2 separate regions of the Homo sapiens genome follow, and region 2 is linked to region 1. Evidence: read pairs that join two places in POLR2A ChIA-PET (ENCODE). Cell type or tissue: GM12878. All regions are shown on one strand. Links, peaks and the distances in the headings refer to the core of each region. The heading gives the core; the rest is flanking DNA. Region 1 holds the start of DENND6B (DENN domain containing 6B). Region 2 overlaps CPT1B (carnitine palmitoyltransferase 1B).

Region 1 (16,463 bases), core at 2,029-10,028:
ACCACATACCACACACACTACATACCACACACACGCGACACACACACCACATACCCCCCACACACACCACACACACACCACACCCTACACACACCACACACACCCGAGACACACACCACATACCACACACACACCACATACCACACACACCACACACACCACACACACCCTACACACACACCACACACACCACATACCATACACACCACATACCACACACTCCATACCACACACACACCACATACACACCCTACACACACCACACACACCCGAGACACACACCACATACCACACACATACCACATACCACACACACCACACACACCCTCCACACACACCACACACACCACATACCATACACACCACATACCACACACTCCATACCACACACACACCACATACACACCCTACACACACACCACACGCCCTACACACACCACACACTGTACACACCACACACTGTACACACACCACATACCACACATACTACATACCACACACACCACACACACATCACACACCACACACCACACCCTAAACACACACCACACACCCTACACACACACTACATACCACACACACGCCACATAACACACACTACATACCACACACACCACACAACACACACACACTACATAACACACACACCACACACCCCACACACACACCACATACCACACACACCACACACCCCACACACACACCACACCACACACACACTACATACCACACACACACCACACACCACACACACTACATACCCCACACACCACACACACATACCCCACACACACCACACACACACCACATACCACACACACCACACACCACCACATACTATATACCACACACACAACACACACCCTACACACACCACACACTACACACCAATCACACCACACACAACACACACTCGAAACATACACCACACACCCTACACACACACCACATAACACACACTACATACCACACACACCGCACACACCATACCACACACACCACACACACACTACATACCACACACACCACACACACACCACACACACACCACACACCACATACCACACACACCACACACACAACACACACCCTATACACACCACACACTACACACACACCAATCACACACCACACACAACACACACCGTAAACACACACCACACACCCTACACACACACCACATACCACACACACACTACATACCACACGCAAGCCACACACACCACATACCACACACTACATACCACACACACCACACACACTACACCCACAACACACACCACATACCACACACAACACACACCCTACACACACCACACAATCACACAACACACACAACACACACCGTAAACACACCACACACCCTACACACACACCACATACAACACACACTACATACCACACGCACACCACACACACCACATACCACACACACACCACAAACCACACACACTACATAACACACACTACATACCACACTACATACCACACACACCACACACCACATACCACATACACCACACCACATAACACACTACATACCACACACACACACCACACACACACACCACACACCACATACCACACATACTACATACCACACACACACCACACACCCTACACACCCACCACACCCTACACACCCACACACACCACATACCACACACACTACCACACACACCACACATACCCCACATAACACACACACTACATACCACACACATCACACACCACACACCACACACACACCACACACCCTACACACACACACACCAGACACCGTACATACACACCACACACACCACATACCACACACACTACCTACCACACATACCACATAACACACACACTACACACCACACACACACCACACACCCTACACACACCACACACACCACATACTACACACACACCACATACCACACACACTACATACCACAGACACCACACACCATATACCACACATACTACATACCACACACACCACACACCACAAACACACACCACACCAAACACACACACTACATACCACACACACCACACACCCTACACACACACCGCACACACACACTACACACACCACATACCACATACACTACATAACACACACATAACACACACTACATACCACACACCACACACTCTACACACACCACACACCCTACACACACATACCACACACACCACATACCACAGACACTATATACCATACACACACCACACACCATATACCACACACACTACATATACCACACACACACCACACACCACACACACACCACACACTACACACCACAAACACACCACACACTTCACACGCACCACACATAGACACAAACACACCACACACACACACCAACACACCACACACACCCCCGACACACACTATACCCACACAGCACACACACACCTCACACATCGCACACACATACCACACACACTACATACACATGCACGCACATGCACACACACCACATACCACACACCACACACACTACACATCACACACACCACACACACCACACACATCACACCACACATACACAAACACACCACACATACCCCCCACACACACTATACCCACACAACATACACACCCTACACAGCACACACACCCACACACACCACACACATCACACACACATGCACACACCCCACACACCACACACACTACACCACACAGACCACACACACCACACACCACACATACACCACACACAGACACACCAACACACCACACACACCCCACACACACACTGTACCCAGATAGCACACATGCCCCACACAGCACACACACACCCACACACACACCATACACATCGTGCACACTCCACATACCACACACACTACATACCACACAGTACACATATACCACACCGCACACACACCACACCACATATGGCACACACACACACACCACACACACCACACACACACTATACCCACACAGCACACATACCGCACACAGCACACACACCCCCAACACACCACACATCGCACACACACTACACAGACACACAGACCCCACACACACCACACATCGCACACACTATACACACACGCACACACCCCACACACCGCACACACACCACACATCGCAGACAAACACTACACACACTACATACCACACACACCACACACGTACCGCACACACACACCCCACACACACCACACATCGCACACACACACTACACACACACACCCCCCACACAGCACACACACACCCACACACCACACATCGCAGACACACACACCACACACACATGCAGGCGCACACACACACCCCCACATACCACACACCACACATGTACCACACACACTGCACACACACCACACACACACACCAATACACCACACACATACCCCACACACACTATACCCACACAGCACACACGCACACACCCCACACACACCACACATCGCACACACACACTGTACACACAGACACACCACACACACACACACACACACACTCTCTTCATCACCACCTTCCCTGCTTGGTTTTTCCTCCTTCAAAATTGTATCACTAGTTATGGTTCAATAAAGGGACAGAGACCACACAATGATTTCAACAGGGAAAGTTTGATATAAAAATATTATCAACAAGAGGGGATTAATTATAAAGTAATGAAGTTAAGTTTGTGTTCAAGAAAGGACAGTCTAGCCTGGGCAACACAGCGAGAGCCTGTCTCTACAAAAATTTTTAAAATTAGCTGGGCATGGTGGTGCACGCCTGTAGTCCCAGCTACTCTGGAGGCTGAGGTGGGAAGATTGCCTGAGCCCTGGAGGTCGGGGCTGCAGTGAACTGTGACCACGCCACTGTACTGCAACCTGAGTGACAGAGCAAGACCCTGTCTCTAAATTAATTAATTAAAATAAAGAAGGAACAGGCCAGGTGTGGTGGCTTACACCTATAATCCCAGCAATTTGGGAGGCTGAGGCAAGAGGATCACTTGAGGCCAGGAGTTTGAGACCAGCCAGGACAATACGGTGAGACCCAGTCTCTAAAAAAAAATTTTTCTCTACTAAAAACACAAAAATTAGCTGGGCATGGTGATGCACGACTGTAGTCCCAGCTACTTGGGAGGCTGAGGCAGGAGAATCACTTGAACCCGCGAGTGGAGGGTGCAGTGAGCTGAGATCGCGCCTTCGCACTCCAGCCTGGGCAACAAGAGCGAAACTCCATCTCAAAATAAAATAAAATAAAATAATGACCCTGCTGATAAAAGTTGGAGAAGACCTAAATAAGTTGACAGACATGTCATATTTTTGGTTAAAATTGGTTTAAAAATTCAGGCTGGACGCGGTGACTCACACCTGTAATCCCAGCACTTTGGGAAGCCGAGGTGGGTGGATCATGAGGTCAGGAGATCGAGACCATCCTGGCTAACATGGTGAAACCGCGTCTCTACTAAAAATACAAAAACAAAATTAGCCGGGCATGGTGGCAGGCGTCTGTAATCCCAGCTACTCAGGAGGCTGAGGTGGGAGAATGGCGTGAACCCAGGAGGCAGAGCTTGCAGTGAACCAAGATTGTGTCACTGCACTCCAGCCTGGACGATAGAGCAAGACTCTGTCTCAAAAAGAAAAAAAACATTCAACATTGTGGCTGGGTGCAGTGGCTCACGCCTGTAATCTCAGCACTTTGGGAGGCCAAGGCAGGCGGATCACGAGGTCAGGAGCTCGAGACCAGCCCGGCCCACATGGTGAAACCTCATCTCTACTAAAAATACAAAAAAATTAGTCGGGCGTGGTGGCAGGTGCCTGTAGTCCCAGATACTGGGGAGGCTGAGGCAGGAGAACGGCGTGAACTCAGGAGGTGGAGTTTGCAGTGAGCCAAGATTGCGCCACTGCTCTCAAGCCTGGGTGACAGAGCGAGACTCCATCTCAAAAAAAAAAAAAAATTAGTTGGGTGTGGTGGTGCGCACCTGTAGTCTCACCTACTCGGGAGGCTGAGGCAGGAGAATCACCTGAACCCAGGAGGTGGAAGTTGCAGTGTGCCGAGATTGGACCACTGCACTCCAGCCTGGCGACAGAGTGAGACTTCGTCTCAAAAACAAAACAAAACAAAACAAAACAAAAAACAAGGGCCAGATGCGGTGGCTGTCACCTGTAATCCCAGCACTTTGGGAGGCCGAGGCGGGCAGATCACAAGGTCAGTTTGAGACCAGTCTGGCCAATATGGTGAAACCCCGTCACTACTAAAAATACAAAAATTATGGCTGGGCGCGGTGGCTCACACCTGTAATCCCAGCACTTTGGGAGGCCAAGGCAGGTGGATCACCAGGTGAGGAGATCAAAACCACCCTGGCTAACACGGTGAAAACCCATCTCTACTAAAAAAAAAAAAAAAAAAAAAAAAAATTAGCCGGGTGTTGTGGCGGGCACCTGTAGTCCCAGCTACTCAGGAGGCTGATGCAGCAGAATCGCTTGAACCTGGGAGGCGGAGGTTGTGGTGAGCCGAGATTGCGCCACTGCACTCCAGCCTGGGCGACAGAGCGAGACCCTGTCTCAAAAATAAAAACAACTCAACATTGTTAAGATAGCAATTCTCCCCCAAATTGATCTGTGGATCCAATGTAATCTCTGGCAAAATCTCAGCAGGTGTTTTTTATTTGTTTGTTTGTTTTTTGACACAGAGTCTCACTCTGTTGCCCAGGCTGGAGTGCAGTTGGTGCGATCTTGCCTCCTGGGTTCAAGCGATTCTCCTGCCTCAGTCTCCTAAGTAGCTGGGACTACAGGCACGCGACACCACACCCAGCTAATTTTTTGCATTTTTAGTAGAGACAGAGTTTCACCATGTTTGCCAGGCTGGTCTTGAACTCCTGAGCTCAAGTGAGCCACCCACCTTGGCCTCCCAAAGTGCTAGGATTATAGGCGTGAGCCACCGCACCTGGCTTCAGCAGGTGTTTTTGTTGGTGGTGGAAATTGACAAGCTAATACTGAAATCTGTATAGATATGCAAATGATCAAAATTGTGGGCGGCAAGCCACCCAGGTGCCAAGGCAAGAGACCAAAGAAACAAGCTGTTCCAGTATAATAAAGGAAACATATACGACGAGAAGCTATACTAGAAATAGATTATATATATGATTATATATGAATATTACTAATTATTAGCTTATAGCATTACTCTTTAATCCAATATTATAATAATCTTTGTTCTACAAGTATAACCTAGGAAAAACCAGGCCATACAGAGATAGGAGCTGAAGGGACACGGTGAGAAGTGACCAGAAGACAAGAGGGTGAGCCTCTGTCACGCCCGGACAGGGCCTCTAGAGGACTCCTTGGTCTAGCGGTAACGCCAGAGCCTGGGAAGGCACCTGTTACTCAGCGGACCAGGAAAAGGAGTTAGAGAAGACTCTGCTCCACCACCTCTTGTGGAAGGCCTGACATCAGTCAGGCCCGCCCGCAGCCATCCGGAGGCCTAAACGTCTCTGTGATGCTGTGCTTCAGCGGTCACGCTCCTAGTCCACTTTCATGTTCCGCCCTGTACACCTGGCTCCGCCTTCTAGATAGCAGTAGCAAAGTTAGTGAAAGTATTAAAGTATTTGATCTCTCCAAGAAATACATAAAAGAAATAATGACGTTACCTGTCCTCTCTCTCTCTCCACCTTGGCTACCAAATAGGGAAGGGCCCCCTGGCCCATGGACACGTGACTCGCGTGACCTTACCTATCATTGGAGACAACCCACACTCCTTACCCTGCCCTCTTGCCTTGTAAACAATAAATAACGGTGCTGCCAGGCATTCAGGGCCACTACCGGTCTCCATGTCTTGGTGGTAGTGGTCCCCAGGGCCCAGCTGTCTTTTCTTCTATCTCTTTGTCTTGCGTCTTTATTTCTACGATCTCTCGTCTCCACACACAAAAAGAAAAACCAACAGGCCCTGTAGGGCTGGACCCTACACAAAATAGTCAAAACAATTTTGAAAAAGAGCAAAGCTGGGGCCAGGCGCGGTGGCTCATGACTGTAATCCCAGCACTTTGGGAGGCCGAGGTGGGCGGATCACGAGGTCAGGAGATCGAGACCATCCTGGCTAACACGGTGAAACCTGTTTCTACTAAAAACAAAAATTAGCCGGGCGTGGTGGCAGGCGCCTGTAGTCCCAGGTACTCAGGAGGCTGAGGCAGGAGAATGGCGTGAACCCGGGAGGCGGAGCTTGCAGTGAGCCAAGATTGTGCCACTGCACTCTAGCCTGGGCGACAGAGCGAGACTCCGTCTCAAAAAAAAAAAAAAAGAAAAAGAACAAAGCTGGAGGACTTACACTACGTGATCTCAAAACTTACTACAAAGCTAGAATAATGAAGACAGGACAGAATTAGTATAAGGAAAAGCATATAGATCAAGGGAACAGAATAGAGAATTAAAAAAAACCCTCACAATTATCATCGATTGATTTTTTTAACAGAAGTGCTAAGTTTATTTATTTATTTATTTAGAGATGAGGTCTCACTCTGTTACCCAGGCTGGAGTGCACTGGTGCGATCACAGCTCACTACAGTCTCCACCTCCTGGGCTTAGGTGATCCTCCTGCTTCAGCCTCCCAAGTAGCTGAACCACCACACCTCGCTCCTAAGTCAATTTTATGGGAAAACAATATATTTTCAACAAATGGTATTGGAAAAACTGATTATCTATATAAAAAAAGAATTTAGGACTGGTTGTGGTGGCTCAGGCCTGTAATCCCAGCCCATGGGGAGGCAGAGGCGGGTGGATCACGACGTCAAGAGATCAAGACCATCCTGGCCAACATGGTGAAACCCCGTCTCTACTAAAAATACAAAAATTAGCTGGGCGTGGTGGTGCGTGCCTGTAGTACCCACTACTTGGGAGGCTAAGGCAGGAGAATCGCTTGAACCCAAGAGGTGGAGGCTGCAGTGAGCCAAGATCACGCCATTGCACTTCAGCCTGGTGACAGAGCGAGACTCCATCTCAAAAAAAAAAAAAAAAGGATTTAAACCTTATCTCCTTATCTCATACCATACACAAAAATTAATTCAAAGTGAATCACAGACCTAAATATAAGAGCTAAAAATCTTCTAGAAGAGGCTAGGCGCAGTGGCTCACGCCTGTAATCCCAGCACTTTGGGAGGCTGAGACAGGCGGATCACGAGGTCAGGAGATCAAGACCATCCTGGCTAACACAGTGAAACCCCGCTTCTACTAAAAATACAAAAAATTAACCAGGTGTGGTGGTGGGCACCTGTACTCCCAGCTACTCAGGAGGCTGAGGCAGAAGAATGGGGGGGTGAACCTGGGAGGCGGAGCTTGCAGTGAGCCAAGATTGCACCACTGCACTCCAGTCTGGGCAACAGAGCAAGACTCCATCTCAAAAAAAAAAAAAATCTTCTAGAAGAAACATAAAAAGTATTATTTGACTTAGGACCTTAGGTTAAGACATTTCTTAGATATGACACCAAAACCATAATCCATGAAAGAAAATGGTACATTAGATTTCATCAGAATTATAATATTTGATCTTCAAAAGATGCCATTAAGAAACATAAAAGATACCTGGGTGTGGTGGCATGCACCTGTAATCCCAGCACTTTGGGAGGCTGAGGTAGGAAGATTGCTTGAGCCCAGGAGTTCAAGACCAGCCTGGGCAACATGGCAAAACCCTGTCTCTCCAAAATAAATAAAATAAAATAAAATAGGGCCGGATGCAATGGCTCACGCCTGTAATCCCAGCACTTTGAGAGGCCAAGGCGGGTGGATCACAAGGTCAGGAGTTCAAGACCAGCCTGGCCAATATGGTGAAACCCCGTCTCTACTAAAAATACAAAATTATCCAGGAATGGTAGCATGCATCTGTAATCCCAGCTACTCGGGAGGCTGAGGCAGGAGAATTGCTTGAACTCGGGAGGCAGAGGTTGCAGTGAGCTGAGATCACATAATTGCATTCCATCCAGTCTAGGTGACATAAGCGAGACTCTGTCTCAAAAAAAGAAGTTAAAAAAAATAGGCAAAAAAGCTGCATAAACATTTTTTTAAAGAAGCTAACACAAATGACTTAGGAGCACATAAGATGCTCAACACCATTAATCATCAGGGAAATGCCAAACTCGCCCACAAGAAAGTACCACTGCAGACCCCCTCGAACGGCTGGAACAATAATACTAAGCGTTGGGGAGGATGTGGAGAACTGGAACCTTTATACATTCCTAGTGGAAATGTAAAACTGTTCGGAAAAGTTTGATAATTTCTCCAACATTTGAATATAAACTTACCATACAGCCCAATACTTTCACTCCTACATATCTATGCCAAAAAAATGGAAACGTGTGTCCACACCGAGACTTGTACACAAATGTCACAGCAGCATGAGTCATAATAAGCAAACACTGGAAATAATCCAAATGTCCTTCAAATGGTAAATGGACACGAAAACATCATATAAAATACTATTCACGAAAGGAATGAACTACTGGTACATGCAACAACATGCATGACCTCAAAAACATAACGTGAGGCACAAGAAACCAGGCAGAATAAACTAGATCGTCCATGCAGTAGTTTCCGGTTGCTGCTGACACAGGTCCCCACACACGTCATGGCTTACAACCACACGCATTTATTACCTTACAGTCCTGGAGCTCACAAATCTGAGATGAGTCTTATGGGACGAAAATCCAGATGTTGGCTTCCTCTGGGAAGCTCCAGGGAAAATCTATGTCCTTGCCTTTTCCAGCTTGTCCTGCATCCCTTGGTTTAGTGTCTTCCTCCATCTTCAAAGCCAGCAACTGACCATCTTCCAGGTTCTTTTTCTCAGATCCCAGCACCACATTGACTTCTCTGACTCTAAGCCTCCTCTCTTTCTTTTTTTCTTTTTTCTTTTCTTTTTTTTTTTTTTTTTTTTTTGAGACGGAGTCTTGCTCTGTTGCCCAAGGCTGGAGTGCAGTGGCGCGATCTCGGCTCACTGCAAGCTCCGCCTCCTGGGCTCACGCCATTCTCCTGTCTCAGCCTCCAGAGTAGCTGGGATAAGGGTGCCTGCCACCACGCCCGGCTTTTTTTTTTTTTTTTTGGTATTTTTAGTAGAGACAGGGTTTCACTGTGTTAGCCAGGATGGTCTCAATCTCTCCTGACCTCATGATCCGCCCGCCTTGGCCTCCCAAAGTGCTGGGACTACAGGCATGAGCCACCGCGCCCGGCTCTCTCTCTGTTTTTTTTTCGTTTCTTTTCTTTTTTTTGAGACAGAGCCTCAGTATGTCGCCCAGGCTGGAGTGCAATGGCGCAACCTCAGCTCACTGCAACCTCTGCCTCCTGGGTTCAAGCGATTCTCGTACCTCAGCCTCCCGAGTAGCTGGGATTACAAGTGCCCGCTACCACGCCTGGCTAATTTCTGTATTTTTAGTAGAGACGGTGTTTCACTGTGTTAGCCAGGATGGTCTCGATCTCCTTATCTCATGATCTGCCCGCCTCGACCTCCCAAAGTGCTGGGATTACAGGCGTGAGCCACCATACCCGGCCAACTACTTTTAATTATGTACAAATTAAGGTGCAAGTTATTCAGAAAGTTTTAGAAAAAGGTCGTTAACTTTGGGGTGGTTATCATGGGAAGCGGCAGTAACTTGTGGGTGTTGCCATGGCAATGGTAAACAGAGATGGCACTGGTGGGCATGTCTCATGGAGCGGTGCTTTTGCCTCTTCCCAGTTTCAGCCAGCTTTTTTTTTTTTTTTTTTTTTTTGAGACAGAGTCTCCCTCTGTCGCCCAGGCTGGAGTGCAGTGGTGCGATCTCAGCTCATTGCAACCTCCGCCTCCTGGGTTCAAGTGATTCTCCTGCCTCAGCCTCCCGAGTAGCTGAGACTACAGGCACCAGCCACCACACCCGGCTAATTTTCTGTACTTTTAGTAGAGATGAGGTTTCACCGTGTTAGCCAGGATGGTCTCGATCTGCTGATCTGCTCGCCTTTTCGGCCTCCCAAAGTGTTAGGATTACAGGCGTGAGCCACCGCGCCCGGCCTTCAGCCAGTCTTTAATCTGGTCTGGAATAAAGTTCTGCCTCCTACCTCAAAATCAGAGTACATCTTACAATGATGGCATGCAATAACCACAGGGGAAAAAAATGCTCAAGACCATTAGTAATCAGGGAAATGCAAATCAAAACCACAAGAATACCCAGGCACGGTGGCACATGCCTGTAGTTACAGCTACTTGGGAGGCCAATGAAGGAGGATCCCTTGAGCCCAGGAGTTCCAGGCTGCAGTGAGCTATGATGACATCACTGAACTTCAGCCTGGGTGATAGGATGAGATCTCTTCTCTATAAAATAAACAAAATTTTAAAAATCACAAGATACCACTACCCACTCATTGGCTGGCTACAATGAAGACGCTTGGCAACACCAAATGTTGGGAAGGATGTGGAGCAAAGGAAACATAAACTGTTGGTAGGAATGTTTCCATTTTCTTTTTTTATCTTTTTTTGAGACAAAGTCTCGCTCTGTCACACAGGCTGGAGTGCAGTGGCTTGATCTCGGCTCACTGCAACCTCCACCTCCCAGGTTCAAGCGATCTCATGCCTTAGCCTCCTGAGTAGCTAGGATCACAGGTGACCGCCACCATGCCTGGCTAATTTTTGTATTTTTTAGTAGAGACAGGTTTTCACCATGTCGGCCAGGTTGGTCTCAAACTCCTGACCTCAGGTGATCCACTAGCCTCAGCCTCCCAAAGTGCTGGGATTACAGGCATGAGCCACCTCGCCTGGCCTGGTAGGAATGTTTTTAAATGTATGGCTGCTTTGGGGAAAGCTAAACATATACCCAGGTTATGCCTCAGCAATTTGGTTTCTATGCACGCCCAAGAGAAATGAAAATGAGCCCAGGCAGCACGAGACCCCATCTCCACAAAAACGAACAAAAAATAAAAATAAAAAAATAATGGGGTATGGCGGCGTGTGCCTGTAGCCTCAGCTACCTAGGAGACTGAGTGGCAGGATAGCTTGAGCCAGGAGATCGAGGCTGCAGTGAGCTGCAATGGGCCACTGCACTCCATCCTGGGAGAGAGTGAGACCTTTCCTCTAAAAATAAAAATAAAAGCTATACAGTCGGGCCTGGCATAGTGGCTCACGCCTGTAATCTCAACACTTTGGGAGGCCGAGGCGGGCAGATCACCTGAGCTCAGGAGTTCGAGACCAGCCTGGCCAAAATGGTGAAACCGTTTCTACCAAAAATACAGAAATTAGCCTGGCGTGGTGGTGCACGCCTGTAATTCCAGCTACTCGGGAGGCTGAGGCAGGAGAATCGCTCGAACCCAGTAGGCAGAGGTTGCAGTGAGCCAAGACCATGCCATTGCACTCCTGCCTGGGCAACAAGAGCAACATTCTGTCTCAAAAAAAACAACAGAAACAAACAAACAAAAAACAATACGGCCATGTGCTACTCAACGGTGAAGCTATGTCCTGAGAAATGTGTCATTAGGCGATTTTGTTATGTGACAAACCTAGATGGGACAGCCTACCCCACACCTAGGCCAGATGATCCGAACAACACGTGGTAATCTTTTATTTTTTTATTTTTGAGATGGAGTCTCACTCTGTCGCCCAGGCTGGAGTGCAATGGCGACATCTCAGCTCACTGCAAGCTTCGCCTCCGGGGTTCAAACGATTCTCCTGCCTCAGCCTCCCCAATAGCTGGGGTTACGGCGCTCGCCAGCCACCACGCCCGGCTAATTTTTGTATTTTCAGTAGAGACAGGGTTTCACCAGGTTGGTCTCGATTTCCTGGATTCGTGATCCGCCACCCCACCTCGGCCTCCCAAAGCGGTGAGATTACAGGCGTGAGCCACCGCGTCTGGCCAACACGTGGTAATCTGAAGGGACCACCACAGTATATGCGGCCCGCCTTCCACGGAAACGTCATGAGGCCCACGACTCAAAGGCGTGCCTCATTAAGTTACCGACAGCCCCAAACTCGCCCTTCCACGCCGGGCCTCAAGGTGCTCTGTGGACCACAGCGGGGCCCGGGGCCCTCGCGAGGGAGGGAAGAGTTCGCTCCAGGTCCCCGCGATTCCCCCGGAAAGTGAAACTGCAGAGGTGTTGCGTGGACACCCGCGGTCAGACACGACCCCAGGCCGCGCGGGCCCCAGAGGAAGCGAGCGCGAGTCCGCGGTGGTGGCTGGGCGCTCAGTGAGGACGCCATTCCGCCACGAAAACGCCCGCGACGCCGCTGGCCCCTGCGCGGTGGGGCGAGGTAGGCTGGCCGGACCTGCGAAGCCCGACGAGCCCGGCGCCGGCTGGCTGCAGCTTGCTCTGCCTCCCTGGCCTGGCCCCGAGGCTCCCGCGAGCCGGGATCCGCGAACACCGGGGCCGAACCGACTCTCTCGGGCCTCAGACGGCGTGGACCCTGGAAGGCCCCAGTTCGGCCGCTTCCCCGGAAGTCCCCCAGTGGGCTCCGGCCGCTCTGGCCCGCGCGCGTCCGGCTCGCTGGTGCCCTGGGCGGCGCCCGGCCGCTGGCGCTTCTCGGGCGCTAGGGGGCGCGCGGCCGCGCGGGAGCCGCACTGGGCCGCGGCGGCCGCTCGACTGTTCTGAGGAGCGGCCCGGACGCGCGCCGCCCCCGCCCGCGTTTCCCCGGCAACCCGCGGCCGCCGCCATGGACGCGCTGTTGGGCACAGGGCCTCGCCGGGCTCGCGGCTGCCTGGGCGCGGCTGGACCCACGTCTTCAGGTCGCGCGGCGCGGACCCCGGCGGCGCCCTGGGCGCGCTTCTCCGCCTGGCTGGAGTGTGTGTGCGTGGTCACCTTCGACCTGGAGCTGGGCCAGGCGCTGGAGGTGAGCGGGCGCGAGCGCGGGCGCGGGCGGGTGGGCAGGGCTGCGCCTCTCGGGGCCAGTCCCGCCTCGCTTGGGGCCCTCGGCCGCCCCGCACTCTCCCTGGCCTTCGGCCGCCGCCTCCTGGAGGGGCCTCTTCTCCGGGCTCCAGAAGCGCTCCCCAGGCCGAGGAGGGAAGGCGAGCTGCTCGGAGTCGGATCTTGTCTTCACATTGGGATGGAGCATTTTGCATAACCTAAGTGGTACTCTTTCGATTTTTCCCAGTAAATGTCTCACATCTCCCCCCTCCATTCCCCACCGGAGCAGTGACACCTTCATCCCCTCAGTGGCTCCCGCCAGAGTCCCGGGCTTACCCTCCGCTCCGCATCCCATCTCTGGGCATAGGCGAGGCTGACGGCTCCTTCTGCAACAAAGGTCTCGGATCCGTTCCTTTGCTGCCATCACTGATGTCATCCCCACCCCAGCTGCACCCCAGAGTTCAACCTTTGTGGCTCTCCTGCTTAAAACCCTGCAGCGCCTCCTTGTTCACCTAGCATCAGATCCAGACCCCATGGGCCCCGTCCCTCCACCTGCGTCTTGTGGTGTTCTTGCTCGTGGGGGTCTGTTCATCGGCTGTGCCCATGGGCTTTCGATGTGGTCTTTCTGCTGCCTGCAGGCCTCCACTCACCTACCCACACAGGCAGCCTCCTTTCCTCCAGGGAGGCCCCGCAGGATGATCTTCTCTGTGTCCTGTGTAACACACACCAGGGAGCTGACCAGCACAGGGGAGGCCCACCTGCAGATGGAGGGAGGCTTCCCCGCGCTGGCGCAAGGAACCTCGTGAGGGGTAGTGAGCTCTCTATTACCGCAGGTGTCCAAGATCAGGCCAAATCATCATCATCAGGAAAGCCAGGCAGCGCGTCTCTGTGGTTGGGAGATGCTTTCTAAGGCCCTGCTGAACTCCAAGAGGCCATGAGAAGCATATAGTCTTCTAAACAGAAAAGCATTAACTCTAGCACTCTCTGGAGCCCCTCCCACCACACACGGTCCCCAGCAGGTGCACAGCCTCAAACAGCATCACTGGGTGGGGGCTGAGTACCAAGAAGTGTGGTGACCTGCCCAGGGTTGAAAACCTTTCTTAGTTCAATACTGTTGCCCAGATTGTTCCCCACAAAATCACAAAAGAAGTTAAGAGGTTCCTGGCCGGACGCGGTGACTCATGCCTGTAATCCCAGCACTTTGAGAGGCCGAGGCAGGCAGATCACAAGGTCAGCAGTTTGAGACCATCCTGGCCAACATGGTGAAACCACATCTCCACTAAAAATACAGAAATTAGCCGGGCGAGGTGGCACACTCCTGTAGTCCTAGCTACTCGGGAGACTGAGGAGGAGAATGGCTTGAACCCGGGAGGGGGAGGTTGCAGTGAGCAGAGATTGCACCATTGCGCTCCAGCTTGGGCGACAAAGTGAGACTCCATCTCAAAAAAAAAAAAAAAAAAAAAGGAGGTTCCTCTGTTCCTTAAGACATTCTCGTGTTATTTTCTAAAACCCATTCGGAAAGTTATTTCTGAGCTGTTGAAGGCTGTGTGTGCTTGGACTCCTGAGCTTTTGCTGGGGATGCTCAGCTCGGACTAGGGGCATGGTCAGCTGGCAGAGTGTTGGGGACCCAGGTCCATGAGCGAAACCCTCCATAGCAATGATCTGGGCACCTGCAGATCACTGAGTCTGTGCAGAAACCTGGCAGTGGATCCACCGGGGCCTGAGCACATGACTCTTGCCTTTCCTCCCTCACCTGGAAGTCACAGGGAAGATCGAGGTCGTTTTAGTCACTTACAGACTTAGGGAGCACCCACTGTGCAACTCAGTCACAGCTCAGCCCAGCTAAGCACTGCAAAGCCCCAGGACTGTGCTTGGTTCTGCGATATGGAAGGAAGACTCTAGTTGGGATGCATGCAGCTCAGAGGAAGGAATGGGCTTAGGTAAATAAGTCTTGGATGCTGAGAAGAGACAGGGGAGGGGGTCCTGTTTCAGGTAACCCCTCTCCCAAAATGCCAACATAAGCAAAAGGCAAGGAGCTGGTGATTCAGTTACTCATTCAGTAAATCACTTTGAAGGCTGGGCATGGTGGCTCACGCCTGTAATCCTAGCACTTTGGGAGGCCGAGGCGGACAGATCACCTGAGTTCAGGAGTTTGAGACCAGCCTGACCAACACAGAGAAACCCTGTCTCTACTAAAAATACAAAATTAGCCGGGCGTGGTGGCGCACGCCTGTAATCCCAGCTACTCAGGAAGCTGAGGCAGGCAAATCGCTTGAACCCAGGAGGCGGAGGTTGTGGTGAGCCGAGATCGCGCCATGGCACTCCAGCCTGGGCAACAAGAGTGAAACTCTGTCTCAAAAAACAAAACCGTAGATCACATTGAGCAGCTATCACCAGCCCAGCCCCACAATACTGGTGCCCAGCATGTAAGTGAGTAGACAAGGCTCTTGCCCTTTAGGAGTTCACACTATGTGCCAGTGATATGGAGAGTAAGTGGTTCAGAGTCCATAGTGCTCACAGGACTCCCCCTTAGCCCTCACAGGATACCCCCGCAACTGTACGCATGGGAGCATCATGGAAATGAGTGCAGTGCAGCCTGCTTGAGAGATGAGGGGTCCAGCTTGAGAGGGGCCAGCAGGGCTGTGGGGTGACAAGGGATCTGGCTTGTGAGGGGCTGG
Region 2 (14,230 bases), core at 1,649-9,648, 240 kb before region 1:
CCGCGGGGGTCTGGGCCCTCAGCCCTGCACAGGGGCGAGGACGGCGCTGGGGCCCGCGCGCTCGGGTGGGGAAGGGCGGGCTCCCGAACCCTGCCTCTGTCCAGGCCGGCTCCACTTCCAGGGGCGCCTCTCTCCCCTGCCCGCGCCCTCGCTGACGCCCCCCAACTCCAGGCTGCCCTTCGCCGTCCTTGGGGCTCCTGGAGCTTTCAAGGCCCAAATCCCCTGCACCACAGTGGCTGTGCCCACCCGGAAGGCTGGCGCGAGGATTTGGCGGCGGTTGGCCTGGCGGGGGGCGCGGGCCGGGGGCAGCCGCTAGTCGCGGGGTGGGGGGCGCGAGGGGTCGCGGACTGGCTGGGGGCGTCTCGGCGCGGCTGGCGGCGGGGCCGGCCTAAGCGCGCCCGCGCACCCATCTGCCCCCGTCCTAGGTGCCGACCAACCCCCAGGATGGCGGAAGCTCACCAGGCCGTGGCCTTCCAGTTCACGGTGACCCCAGACGGGGTCGACTTCCGGCTCAGTCGGGAGGCCCTGAAACACGTCTACCTGTCTGGGATCAACTCCTGGAAGAAACGCCTGATCCGCATCAAGGTGCGCACAGGTGCTTCTCCCAGAGCGTAGGCAGAGGCCGGCTGTCAGCTGTTAAGCGCTTTGTTAGGGTCCCTCACTGCCTCCTTGGCTGGCACTTCTGCCCGGTACAGGTTGTGGAAGTACAGACACCAGAGGGGTGCACAGGATGTGGTCGGACACAGGGAGCTGTGGGTGTGGCGGAGGAAGGAGCACAGCAGGGCATCAGGAGAGAAAGCCTTCCAGGCCAAGACCAGGAGCCAGTTCCCAAGACTTCACAGGCAGGCTAACCTCCCGCCTTCCGGCTCCATAAGGGCGCCTGTTTCTGCCCACAGAATGGCATCCTCAGGGGCGTGTACCCTGGCAGCCCCACCAGCTGGCTGGTCGTCATCATGGCAACAGTGGGTTCCTCCTTCTGCAACGTGGACATCTCCTTGGGGCTGGTCAGTTGCATCCAGAGATGCCTCCCTCAGGGGTAAGGAGTGAAACTGGAAGGGCACAGGTGCCACCAGGGAGGGCTGGGCCCAGCTCCCAAGGCTGAGGTTCCTGAGCTGGGCAGATACAGGACAGCAGCCATTGGCAGTCACGGGGCAGCCCTCCCCTATGACAACCATTGTCTTAGCCCTACATCCGCTCATTTGATGCAGTCAGACATGAGTGTGCCCAGGGAGGTTCTTCCCCTTGGTGTCTCCCCTGAGACAGTTCACAGCCACCCGAGGCTGGCCTCAAGAGGACCCCCTGCAGCCCTTGCCCCTCTCCAATAGGTGTGGCCCCTACCAGACCCCGCAGACCCGGGCACTTCTCAGCATGGCCATCTTCTCCACGGGCGTCTGGGTGACGGGCATCTTCTTCTTCCGCCAAACCCTGAAGCTGCTTCTCTGCTACCATGGGTGGATGTTTGAGATGCATGGCAAGACCAGCAACTTGACCAGGATCTGGGCTGTGAGCAGCAGCCAGTGGAGGGGTTCAGGCACCTGGGTTGAGACTCTTTGGACTCCTTTGGGGTTCTGAGCTAGACGGGAGAGGCAGACAGGGCACTGGTGCCTGGTGTGTGGTTTGTCCTGGAGGGGCTGGGATGGCTCTGAGGGTCTCAGGGAGTTGCTGGTTGGTTTCCATTTTTTCCACTGGCTCCCACCCCAGCACTCTGCTCTGTACCCCCAGATGTGTATCCGCCTTCTATCCAGCCGGCACCCTATGCTCTACAGCTTCCAGACATCTCTGCCCAAGCTTCCTGTGCCCAGGGTGTCAGCCACAATTCAGCGGGTGAGGGCCTCGCTTGGGCATCCCAGTGGGCAGGGGAGGTTGGATTCAGGAGATGTTTCCAAATATAAGGTTCTGTGCAAAGAGTGGCCTTAAGGGCTTGAGAATAATGGGGCTGGGTGAGGAGGGAGAGGTGGGAAGAGGATTAAGATAGAGGCAGCCCTTGCCATCTGGCCCCACGGTGATGATAACTGGCTGGACAGTACCTAGAGTCTGTGCGCCCCTTGTTGGATGATGAGGAATATTACCGCATGGAGTTGCTGGCCAAAGAATTCCAGGACAAGACTGCCCCCAGGCTGCAGAAATACCTGGTGCTCAAGTCATGGTGGGCAAGTAACTATGTAAGTTCCTGCCCCTGGGCTCACTGTCACCTGCCATGTGTCCTGGCTGCACCCGCCCCAGCTCTAACCTTCCACCTCCCCACAGGTGAGTGACTGGTGGGAAGAGTACATCTACCTTCGAGGCAGGAGCCCTCTCATGGTGAACAGCAACTATTATGTCATGGTATGAACTAGAGCCCCCAGGTCCCCGCACGTGCTCAGCTCTGTCCCAGCTCCAAGGCAAGGGATCTGGAGGACAGCCCAGAGCTCTAGTAGCAGCTTCCGTGGGCAAGTGGGGGTTATGGAGTGAGGCCTGAGGGAAAGGGAAGAGAGAGAGGAGATCCTAGAAGAGTCCAGAAGCAGCTTAGGGGCAATGGGGATCCTAAGGATGAGGAGAGTGGAGACCGCCAGCCTGCCACCGCTTCTCAGAGTCCCGGGGTCACTGCCCCTGCCCAGCTCGGGCTCTGTCACCTCTTTCCTTGGTTTCCTCACTGGCCTCCTGGCCATGGGTTCCCAGCTGTCCTGACACCATAACCAGGGAATTGTCTAGAACGTGTCTTGCTTTGTGTCCCTCTGCAGAGCCGGACAGCAGAATGGAGGCCAGGCTGCTGCTTTTAGAGCTCAGGAAGTCAGTCTGCCTCTGCCCCATGTAACTGGCCCTTCTGAGTCTCTGGGTCTCCCAGCCACCTGGGCTGTATGGCATGCCTCTTCTCTCCTTTCCCACGGTCCAAAGCACACTTGACTTGCCAGAGCCTACTGGAATTCTCCTCCATAAGCTGTCCTTCCAGGAACTTACACACAACTTGCCCATAGCAGAGGTTTTAAACTGCTTTTTAGTGGTAGAACCCCTTTATCAAAGCAAAAGAAGTAGAATATAAGCACATAAAATAGCTTATAAAAAGGCAGCTCGGGCCGGGTGCAGTGGCTCACGCCTGTAATCCCAGCACTTTGGGAGGCCGAGGCAGGTGGATCACAAGGTCAGGAGATCGAGAGCATCCTAACACGGTGAAACCCCGTCTCTACCAAAAATACAAAAAATTAGCCGGGCGTGGTGGTGGGCGTCTGTAGTCCCAGCTACTCGGGAGGCTGAGGCAGGCAAATGGCGTGAACCCGGGAGGTGGAGCTTGAAATGAGCCGAGATCGCACCACTGCACTCCAGCCTGGGTGACAAGAGCGAGACTCTATCTCAGAAAAATAAATAAATAAAAATTTAAAAATAAAAATAAATAAACAAATAAAAAGGAAGCTCAGAGCCAGGCGTGGTGGTGCATGACTCTAATCCCTGCAACTCAGGAGGCTGCAGCAGGAGGATCACTTAGGGCGAGTAATTTGAGGCTGCAGTGAGCCATGCTTGTTCCGCTGCACTCCAGCCTGGGCGACAGAGCAAGACCCTAACTCTAAAAAATAAAGAATAAAGCAGCTCAGGCTGAAGCTGGAGCAGAGGGTTACTGCGATCAGTTGTGCATTTCTGGAGGTTCACCCCGGCAGCATGTGCAGGATGTACTGGAAGAGGGAGACAGAACACCTCAGGCCCCCGAATAGATTGGTCCTTGGGTCAGCAAGACTCAGGTGACACCCAGACAGAGGCCCCCACCCCGCGGGCTCTGTTCCTCTGTAGGACCTTGTGCTCATCAAGAATACAGACGTGCAGGCAGCCCGCCTGGGAAACATCATCCACGCCATGATCATGTATCGCCGTAAACTGGACCGTGAAGAAATCAAGCCTGTGAGTTGCGTCAGGGTTGAAGGTGGGATGGGAGGGGAGACCTGAGTCTGAGCCATGCTGGGCCTTCCCTCAGGTGATGGCACTGGGCATAGTGCCTATGTGCTCCTACCAGATGGAGAGGATGTTCAACACCACTCGGATCCCGGGCAAGGACACAGGTAACTGAGCCCCCTCGCTGCTACCTGTGGGCCATCTGGCTGGCTCGCTGCCCTCCTGCCTGCTCATCACCAAGCGTCCCCAGTGTCTCAGGGTCCTGAAACTGTGAACAGTAGTCAATTGTGACAGATACTAGACATCCATTGTTTACAGGCATGATGCTGGCGCAGGGACCCCACAGGGCCCAGAGCAGAGCCCCTCCCCTCCGGGGCTCACTGCGCATGGTGAAGGGAGTCCTGCTGCAGCCCAAAGCTTAGGACAGACCCGGCGCTGCCATGGAGCCGGCAGAGGAGGGGAGGGGCGCACCCAGGGGTCTGGCAGAGGCAGCAGCCTTCCCTGCTTCTGACACTGTATCCTTAGGCGGTTTGCACAACCCTCTAGTGCGTCGTTTCCTCTTCTGTGAAATACTTTATAGGATTGTTGGTGTTGCGTGAGAGAGAGTGGAAGCACCCAGCACAGGGCCTGGTTTAGGACACACGGATCCCATCCAGGGGGCAGGAAGGCCCAGGCAGAGGCCGAGCAAAACAGGGTCTGCAGGGGTCACCTAGTGCATGGGAGGTGGGCCCTTCCCAGGATGTAGCTGGGGGCCCCGCCTCAGCTTGCCCGTGGCCTGTATCACAGATGTGCTACAGCACCTCTCAGACAGCCGGCACGTGGCTGTCTACCACAAGGGACGCTTCTTCAAGCTGTGGCTCTATGAGGGCGCCCGTCTGCTCAAGCCTCAGGATCTGGAGATGCAGTTCCAGAGGATCCTGGACGACCCCTCCCCACCTCAGCCTGGGGAGGAGAAGCTGGCAGCCCTCACTGCAGGAGGAAGGTATTGGCCTCTAGGAAGGGACTGTCCCCACCCTGAGTTCAGGGCTCCGTGAGGAGAGGAGCGTGGCCCTGCCTGCCACCCTGGAACTGGAGGCTGGAGGCACAACTAGGGGAGGGGCATTGGTGGTCATGGCAGCAGGACAGCCAGCATAACCTACCTCTGACGGGTGGCAGCCAGGTGAAGTGTGCAGAGGGTGGGGACACCCTCCAAAATAGCTTGGCACCCCCCACCTCCAGGCCCAGCCTGGCACACACACCCCCACCTCCAGGCGCAGCCTGGCACGCACCCCAACACCTCCAGGCCCAGCCTGGCACCCCCACATCTCCAGGTCCAGCGTGGTACCCCCCATCTCCAGGTCCAGCCTGGCACCCCACCCCCATCTCCAGGTCCAGCCAGGCCCTCAGAGGCACCCTCATCCCAAGTCCACGTGCCCACTGCTTACCCTGCCCCATGCTTCAGGGTGGAGTGGGCGCAGGCACGCCAGGCCTTCTTTAGCTCTGGAAAGAATAAGGCTGCCTTGGAGGCCATCGAGCGTGCCGCTTTCTTCGTGGCCCTGGATGAGGAATCCTACTCCTATGACCCCGAAGATGAGGCCAGCCTCAGCCTCTATGGCAAGGCCCTGCTACATGGCAACTGCTACAACAGGTACGGCAGCCCCAGCCCCACAGGTTACAGCTTAAGGTTAAAAGTTAGGGTTATGGTTAGAGGATTAAAGATAAAAGAAGGTAGGGTTATGAGCTGGGTGCAGTGGCACACACCTGTGATCCTAGCACTTTGGGGGCCAAGGCAGGTGGATCACTTGAGTGCAGGAGCTCAAGACCAGCCTGGGCAACGGAGCGAGACCCCTTCATAAAAGTAGTTAGGATTGTGATTAGTGGTTGGGTAGGGCTAGTGGCTAGGGTTAAAAGCTAGGGTTTGGGTTATAGAATAGGGTTAAAAGCCGGGCATGGTGGCAGGCACCTGTAATCCCAGCTAGTCGGAAGGCTGACGCAGGAGAAGCCCTTGAACCCGGGAGGTTATGGGAAGCTAAGATCACACCACTGCACTCCAGCCTGGGCAACAGAGCAAGATTCCATCTCAATTTAAAAAAAAAGTGAGAGAAAAAGAGAGAGAGAATAGGGTTAGTAATTAGGGTTAAAGGTTGGGGTTGCAGGTCAGGCACCTCTGGACATTCCCAGCTTTGGTTCTTCATGTGTCTACTCTTCCTGCAGGTGGTTTGACAAATCCTTCACTCTCATTTCCTTCAAGAATGGCCAGTTGGGTCTCAATGCAGAGCATGCGTGGGCAGATGCTCCCATCATTGGGCACCTCTGGGAGGTAATAGCCTTGCAGAGGGAACCTGCAGGGCAGGCTGTAGGGGATGAGGCCAGCCTCTCAGTCTCATCCTCTCCCTGCAGTTTGTCCTGGGCACAGACAGCTTCCACCTGGGCTACACGGAGACCGGGCACTGCCTGGGCAAACCGAACCCTGCGCTCGCACCTCCTACACGGCTGCAGTGGGACATTCCAAAACAGGTGGGTTGGAAGCTCCCAGAGCAGGTGTGAGACCACAAAGCAGCAGGTGGGTACAGCCCCGACGAGGCCTGAGCCTCCTCCTCCCCTGCTGGCCTCACTGCCTGGCCCAGCCCTCGGGAAGGCACAGGGCACGTCTCAGGATACCTGTAGAGTCCAAACTGGCTTCAGGGAGGACAGAGACCACCCACCGCCCCTGGGGCCATCTGTGTTTAGAGACAGCCATGAGATGGAGGAGGCACTCACAGGCCCCTGGAGCATTTTCAGCACTTCCCTCTTACCCACAAAGCTGAGCCCGGCCTCTGGGGGCTGATTCTCCCTCAGACTGTCTTTTGCGTACCCTCCTCCTGAAGATGTCTTGGCCGGCTGTGCCCTTTCTCCACCAGCTAAACGTCATGCCTCCTAGACATGACCCAGAGTCCTGCTTGGAGAGCCCTACCCTCAGCTGACCCTTCCCATGTCTTGGCAGTGCCAGGCGGTCATCGAGAGTTCCTACCAGGTGGCCAAGGCGTTGGCAGACGACGTGGAGTTGTACTGCTTCCAGTTCCTGCCCTTTGGCAAAGGCCTCATCAAGAAGTGCCGGACCAGCCCTGATGCCTTTGTGCAGATCGCGCTGCAGCTGGCTCACTTCCGGGTAGGAGCCCCGCCTCCCGCTGCTGAGAGGGCAGGGTGGTACCAGGGTCCACCTGCCAGATTCACCCCTCTGTATATCCCAGGACAGGGGTAAGTTCTGCCTGACCTATGAGGCCTCAATGACCAGAATGTTCCGGGAGGGACGGACTGAGACTGTGCGTTCCTGTACCAGCGAGTCCACAGCCTTTGTGCAGGCCATGATGGAGGGGTCCCACACAGTAAGTGTCCTCTGCCCATGTGGGGGTCACAGTCGTCGGGTGAGGTGCCCCCTCTGCCTCCTGTCTGCCTGGAGGGCCAGGGCTACTCTTCACCCCTTTACTTCTGCCCCGCAGAAAGCAGACCTGCGAGATCTCTTCCAGAAGGCTGCTAAGAAGCACCAGAATATGTACCGCCTGGCCATGACCGGGGCAGGGATCGACAGGCACCTCTTCTGCCTTTACTTGGTCTCCAAGTACCTAGGAGTCAGCTCTCCTTTCCTTGCTGAGGTCAGCACCGTTGTTGGGTGTGTCCTTTGTCCCACTGCCCTCCTACACGCAGGGCTTGGGCCATCTCATGATGGAGCACGGCCTGTTTTCCTGGCTTGCTCCCCTGAAGCTCCCTGGAGTGCTGGGCCAGCTTTCCCGCCCACACCCCACCTGGGCCTGTGGTCCTGGGACTGAGCAGGAGCAACATCCTCTTTGTGGTGTTGGTGTCCTTGTGACAGGGAACAGACAAATATATGATCTGTCAGGTGGTGACAGCACTACTGAGACTAGTGAGGCTATGTGGGGGAGAGGCAGAGCAGAGGGAGGGCTGGGCAGCTCACACAAGCCTTATGTGGCATGATGCACAGGGGACCACGGGGTGGTGGCCAGGGAGCTCCTGCACCCTCAGCAGAACCGTGTCTGGCTCAGAGTAGGTCGCAGACACCACGTGTTGGACAGGTGCTTTGGGTATGTGGCCTCTGACCAGCTGTGGCCTCCATTGCAGGTGCTCTCGGAACCCTGGCGTCTCTCCACCAGCCAGATCCCCCAATCCCAGATCCGCATGTTCGACCCAGAGCAGCACCCCAATCACCTGGGCGCTGGAGGTGGCTTTGGCCCTGTGAGTGCTCCTGAAGGGGGTGGGTGGGCAGCACCAGGGCCCTGAGGGTTTCAGTGGCGAGTGCAGGCCCTGAGGTCAGACGAGAGGCAGGAGCACCTTGCTTAGAGGAGAGCATAACCCCAGACCTGCATGGAAGCAGAATGTTAGCTATGGACTCAGGCAGCCAAGCACCTGGGACCCACCCATCCCAAATACCTCCCTGCTGAAGCATGACCGTGGTTTCCGGGGTACTGAAGCATGACTGTGGGGCTGGTTTCCAGGGTACTGGGCAGTGCACTGGGTGCTTCTGAAGTCTACTTATCCAAGAGAGTGCAGCTGTCTCCCACAGAAACCTTCACATGGGCTAGCTTGTCAGAAGGCTAGAGAACCCTCTGGAGAGAGACGGAGTGATCTAGAGAATAAGCCCCCTGAGGGAAACTGGGAGGTCCCAGATCCCTTGGCGGGGTCTGGGCAGCATTCTTTGGTTTTCACAGTTTCCTGGGGGTGGTCCTCAGGAAAAATGCAGTGTCTAGGGCTGGGGCCCGTTCCTGCAACTCTTGTGGGAAGAACAAGTACAATATCAGCTTGGCTTTCAGATCTTCAAGGTTTGATTTATGCCTTCTTCACCCTTCTTGTTGCCCTCAGGTAGCAGATGATGGCTATGGAGTTTCCTACATGATTGCAGGCGAGAACACGATCTTCTTCCACATCTCCAGCAAGTTCTCAAGCTCAGAGACGGTGAGTCTCCTGCCACAGCTCAGGCCTGAGGAAGGGGTGCCACCTGGGGCTGCCCAGGAACACAGGTGTCTTTGGCTGGGGAGGCATCCTTGCTTGTGGGAACAGAGGGGTGGGTACATATCTGAAGGTGCATCTGAACTCTTGGCTCCCACAGAACGCCCAGCGCTTTGGAAACCACATCCGCAAAGCCCTGCTGGACATTGCTGATCTTTTCCAAGTTCCCAAGGCCTACAGCTGAAGGTTGGAGAAATGCCAGCTGCCCTTTCGTCCCCACACTGTGGAGGAAGGGACCTGTGGCAGCTCACAGGCATGAGGGGTGGCCGTGCACAGGTGCCCAGGCTCCAAGGACAGCTCCGGCAGCAGGTCCTCGCTGGGCAGATGCTGCTCCCTGAGGGCCCAGGTGGTGGAGGTGGGGTTGGAGCAGGAAGGGAATTTTGATTTTTTTTTTTCTTGATAGATACTAATAAAAATAAGGCTGTGTAATTTTCTCTCAGCCCTTAGGTACCTGTGTTTTGTTTGGGAACTCGGAGGCCCTCCCCCTCCCCCAGCTCAGACCACAGAGGTGGCAAGAGAAGGGCTGAAGCTGGAAGACTGTTCATGAGGGACTTGTGTGACCTGCTTTGAAATGTGTGACTCTGCTGAGTGACGTAGGCTCTGAGATAGCTGTCCACGCCCACGTGTTTGCTTGGAATAAATACTTGCCTCAGAACCTTCACCTGTTCCCTGGGGCCATTTCTGTTTGTCTGTCTGCTGGAGAGTGAGCCCACCTCCTCCCATGCAGGGGCATGTGTGAGGCACCCCTCTTGGCTGAGGCACAACCCTGCACGGGCCCCGCAGCTTCTTGTCAGCATGGAAAGGGGCTGCAGGCCCAGGCCTGAAGTCTTGAGGCGCCAGGTGGTCATGTCTGCAAGAGGGCACGCAGGATGACCTGTAGCAACAGACACTCCTTCACTGAGGTTGGCTCGGCTGCTAAAATCATGTTAAGAGTAAATACAAAATAATTATTCTTTGTTTTTAAGGCGGAGTTTCGCTCTTGTTGCCCAGGCTGGAGTGCAGTGGCACGATCTCGACTCACTACAACCTCTGCCTCCTGGGTTCAAGCGATTCTCGTACCTCAGCTCCTGAGTAGCTGGGACAACAGGCGCCCGCCATCACGCCCGGCTAATTTTTTGTATTTTTAGTAGAGGCAGGGTTTTACCATGTTGGCCAGGCTGGTCTCGAATTCCTGACCTCAGGTGATCCACCTGCCTCAGCCTCCCAACGTGCAGGGATTATAGGTGTGAGCCACCGCACCCAGCCATAAAAAATAATTTTTATGAAAAGTATAAGTAGGCCCTCAATTACTGTAATTGAAGTGAATTAGATTCAGTTCTGGACCTTCATTTAGGAACCAGTGTCTTCATCTGTTTTTGTTTTTTTCTTTTTTTTCCCATGAGATAGGGTCTCACTATGTTGCCCAGGCTGGTCTCGAACTCCTGAGCTTAAGTGATCCTCCCACCTCGACTTTCCAAAGTGCTAGGATTTCAGGCGTGAGCCACCGTGCCCGGCCAGGAACCAGTGTCTGTTGAACACCCACCATAGACTTGGCCCTGTGCTGGGGATTCAGTGGTAAACAAGGTCCTATTCCTGCCCATGTCGAATTCACTGCTGGGTGAGGCAGGTGTGGTCAGGGGACAGAGCAGCTGGCAGGAAACCAGGAGGCTTTTGGGATAATCCACTTACCAAGTACAGGCATGGGTTGCTTAATGAAGGGGATACATTCTGAGAAGTGCATTGTTAGGCGATTTTGTTGTGCAAAGATTCTAGAGTGCATTTACACAAAGGTAGATGGTGCAGCCTACTACAGACCTGGGCTATGCTGCTTACCCTGTTGCTCCTAGGCCGCATGCCTTTACAACATGTTACCATACTGAATACTGTAGGCAACTGTAATACAATGGGAAGTCTTTGTGTATCTAAACTTGTCTAAACATAGAAAAGGTATAGTAAAAATGTTATATAAAAGATTAAAAATGGCACCCTTATGGCCAGGTGCAGTGGCTCACGCCTGTGATCCCAGCACCTTGGGAGGCCGAGGCAGGTGGATCACGAGGTCAGAAGATCGAGACCATCCTGGCTAACACGGTGAAACAGTGTCTCTACTAAACAAAATACAAAAACTAGCCAGGCATGGTGGCGGGCGCCCGTAGTCCTAGCTGCTTGGGAGGCTGAGGCAGGAGGATGGCGTGAACCCAGGAGGCGGAGCTTGCACTGAGCCAAGATGGCACCACTGCACTCCAGCCTGGGCAACAGAGCGAGACTCCGTCTCAAAAAAAAAAAAAATGGTACCCTTATATAAGACACTTATAAGACACCATGGGCTGGGCGCAGTGGCTCACGCTTGTAATCTCAGCACTTTGGGAGGCCAAGGCAGGTGGATCACAAGGTCAGGAGATCAAGACCACGGTGAAACCCTGTCTCTACTAAAAATACAAAAAATTAGCCAGGTGTGGTGGTGGGTGCTTGTAGTCCCAGCTACTGGGAGAGGCTGAGGCAGGAGAATGGCGTGAACCTGGGAGGTGGAGCTTGCAGTGAGCCAAGATCGCGCCACTGCACTCCAGCCTGGGCGACAGAGCAAGACTCCGTCTCAAAAAAAAAAAAAGAGGAAAAGTAAGTGGAGAGACAAAAGGAGAGGTGGGTGGCAATTTCAGACAGTGGCAAAAGCAAGCCTTCCTGATTGGGGTCCTTTGACCACAGGCCTGAAGGAGACGAGGAGCAAGTCATGTCCCTCATGTCCCTCATGTTCCGTACCTAAGGGCAGAGTATTCCTGGCTGAAGGAACAGCAAGAGCCAAAGCTTTGCGAGCGGTGTCTGCTGTGATGAAGGATGTGGCTAGTGTGGAGTCAGGGATGGGAAGAGCAAGCGGGGCAGCTAGATCGGGGTAACAAGGGCCTCGTAGGCCAGATTCTGGATTTTCTGAATGACGGGGGAAGCTGTTGGGCTTTGAACAGAGGGTGGCATAATCTGTCCTAATTTTAAGGGATCACTGGCTAACCAGGGTGGCGTTAGAACAAAGTAGGACGCAGTAACAGTGGAAGCAAGGAGACCCGCTGGAGAAGTGCTCCTGGTGGTGGTGGAGCTGGAAGAAATGAGCGGCTTAAACTAAGGCAGTGCCATAGGAAAGTAGAATTAAGGAGCTTGGAATGTCAAACGTAGGACTGACAAGTCTAATCAGGAGGAATCAAAGATAACTCATATTTTCTATATTGGGTGATTGGGTGATTAAATTAGGTCTTTAAATGTTGAATTTGACTTGCCTATAAGAAATAGCTGTGAAAATGTCTCAGACTCTTGAAAATATAAATGAAAAGCTAAGGAGAGATCTAGGCTCCTTCTAACAGTTTTGAAGACAGTTAAAACCTTGAAAGTGCATGAGAGGATTCCCAGGGCAGAGGCTCCTCACCTCCTTCAAGTCTTCATGAGCTATAAGAGTATGCCTCTTGGGGCCGGGCGCGGTGGCTCACACCTGTAATCCCAGCACTTTGGGAGGCCGAGGCGGGCAGATCACGAGGTCAGGAGATCGAGACCATCCTGGCTAATACAGCAAAACCCTGCCTCTACTAAAAATACAAAAATTAGCCGGGTGTGGTGGCACGTGCCTGTAGTCCCAGCTACTCAGGAGGCTGAGGCAGGAGAATCGCTTGAACCCAGGAGATGGAGGTTGCAGTGAGCTAAGATGGTGCCACTGTACTCCAGCCTGGGAGACCGAGACTCTGTCTCAAAAAAAAAAAAAAAAAAAGAGTACACCTCTGCCTGCAAAATGTTACATTCCATATCAGAGCGTTCTTCAGCTTCCAAAAGTATTTCCAGAGACCTCTACCTGTTTGGGTGCCAGTAAGCCTCCCCTGGGAAGGTGCCTGCGTTTTGGTAGTCTTCTGGGGACATCAGCTCACCCCGTCCTGAGATAGCAGTAAACAGAGTTTCCAACAAGCTAGCTTTCAATTAACATCAAAATTCAGCATTAAAGTTCTTTTATCTCATTTGTTCTGGGTTAAAATAGTGAGATGAGGAACAACAGTGGTAAACCAGGGTATAAACCTCTGGAGACTGCTGGGCATGGTAGCTCACGCCTGTAATGCCTGTGCTTTGGGAGGTCTTGAGCCCAGGAGTTCGAGACCAGCCTGGGTGGTGCAGTGAGACCCCATCTCTACAAAATTAAAAAAAAAAAATTAGCCAGGCGTGGTGGCACTTGCCTGTGGCCCCAGCTACTCTGGAGGCTGAGTTGGGAGGATTACTTGAGCCTGAGAGATTGAGGCTGCAGTGAGCCATGATTGACCCACTGCATTCCAGCCTAGGTGACAGAGCAACACCCTGTCTTAAAAAAATAAATAAACCTCTGATGACAACCCAAACCCCAATTAGTTCCCCATGTCCCATAGGTCTGCAGGTCTGCATTAATAAAAGCTAGCAGCCATAACATAAATCCTGAAACCTCATGGCTCAACCCAATAGAAGCTGGACTGTTGGTCAGATAAAATCCAGTTGGCTGAGATGAGGGCTCTGCTCCATACTGTTATTCAAGGATCTATGGTGACAGAGGCCCTGCCTTCAGCAGGTAGTACTCAAGCTGCCTTGGGCATCAACATCATAAGTACGTGGGGAGAGAAAGAGGGGGCCACCTGTGGGAGGCTTTGATGGCCTCAACCTCAAAGTGATACACAGCATTTCCCTCCACACCCTCTGGCTAAAGACTTGTATTTCAAGAGAATCTGAGAAGTAGAGTCTAGCTGTGTGTCCAGGGCGTAAAGGAAACATTTAGTGACAGTTGGTCTCAGATACACAAGGGCATGGGAAGACCAGCCTGACATCTTCCTGGGCTTCATGGCCTGGAGTTTGCAGGGTAGCCCACCTCCAGCTCCTGAGCAGGGTACTCAAGAGCCTGCACATTCCAGCTCAACTGATCTTTCCCGAGTCTTCTCTGTCCCTTACCAAGAACCCTGAGCCCAGAACACACTCGCCATTCCCCAAAGGAGGCAGGCTGAGCCACACCTTCGCCTTTGCCCTAGATGGGCCTTCTGCCTGGAATCCTGTGCCCTTTCTCCTACTCTCTCGGAAGCTGTCTTCCTTAGCCATCAGAATTATTCCTGATTCGGGCCAAGCACAGTGGCTCACACCTGTAATCCCAGCACTTTGGGAGTCCGAGGCGGGTGGATCACCTGAGGACAGGAGTTCGAGACCAGCCTGGCCAACATAGCGAAACCCGGTCTCTACTAAAAATACAAAAACTAGCTGGGCGTTGTGGCATGTGCTTGTAATCCCAGCTACTAGGGAGGCTGAGGCAGGAGAATCACTTGAACCTGGGAGGCGGAGGTTGCAGTGAGCCGAGATCGTGCCACTGCACTCCAGCCTGGGCAACAGAGCAAGACTCCGTCTCAAAAAAAAAAAAAAAGAATTATTCCCTATTCAT

Evidence for each region. Peaks named below come from ENCODE experiments on the same cell type or tissue, not always from the same donor. Only the 100,000 strongest peaks of a DNase experiment are listed, where the experiment ranks them.
Region 2: POLR2A ChIA-PET joins it to region 1 with 5 read pairs; 4 of 35 experiments call an interaction of 5 or more read pairs at or near these places.

The regions. Positions count from the first base shown.
Region 1 is chr22:50,324,120-50,340,582 of GRCh38, reverse strand. DENND6B (DENN domain containing 6B) reads left to right here and starts at 13,571. Exons shown (of 20, transcript NM_001001794.4): 1 at 13,571-13,771. The coding sequence starts at 13,595. It also overlaps a transcript of PPP6R2 not described here. RefSeq lists an enhancer at 6,362-6,491 and silencers at 8,100-8,289, 13,183-13,822. In GM12878, for the core only: no CTCF peak of the experiment used is centred there; no DNase peak of the experiment used is centred there; H3K4me3 peaks cover 389 bases; H3K27ac peaks cover 750 bases.
Region 2 is chr22:50,564,130-50,578,359 of GRCh38, reverse strand. CPT1B (carnitine palmitoyltransferase 1B) reads left to right here. Exons shown (of 20, transcript NM_152246.3): 2 at 426-585; 3 at 897-1,036; 4 at 1,326-1,503; 5 at 1,723-1,824; 6 at 2,025-2,162; 7 at 2,248-2,325; 8 at 3,760-3,867; 9 at 3,941-4,025; 10 at 4,645-4,840; 11 at 5,300-5,485; 12 at 6,052-6,157; 13 at 6,238-6,354; 14 at 6,821-6,985; 15 at 7,068-7,202; 5 more. The coding sequence starts at 445. The coding sequence ends at 9,022. CHKB-CPT1B (CHKB-CPT1B readthrough (NMD candidate)) reads left to right here. Exons shown (of 30, transcript NR_027928.2): 12 at 426-585; 13 at 897-1,036; 14 at 1,326-1,503; 15 at 1,723-1,824; 16 at 2,025-2,162; 17 at 2,248-2,325; 18 at 3,760-3,867; 19 at 3,941-4,025; 20 at 4,645-4,840; 21 at 5,300-5,485; 22 at 6,052-6,157; 23 at 6,238-6,354; 24 at 6,821-6,985; 25 at 7,073-7,202; 5 more. It overlaps LOC107985568 (a long non-coding RNA gene), which reads right to left. Exons shown (of 2, transcript XR_001755606.3): 2 at 9,217-9,753. Among named protein-coding and RNA genes, the nearest start is that of CPT1B, 7.2 kb to the left of the region's middle. RefSeq lists silencers at 1-21, 362-441, 1,926-2,220 and enhancers at 1,926-2,220, 8,126-8,195. In GM12878, for the core only: a CTCF peak has its summit at 2,081; no DNase peak of the experiment used is centred there.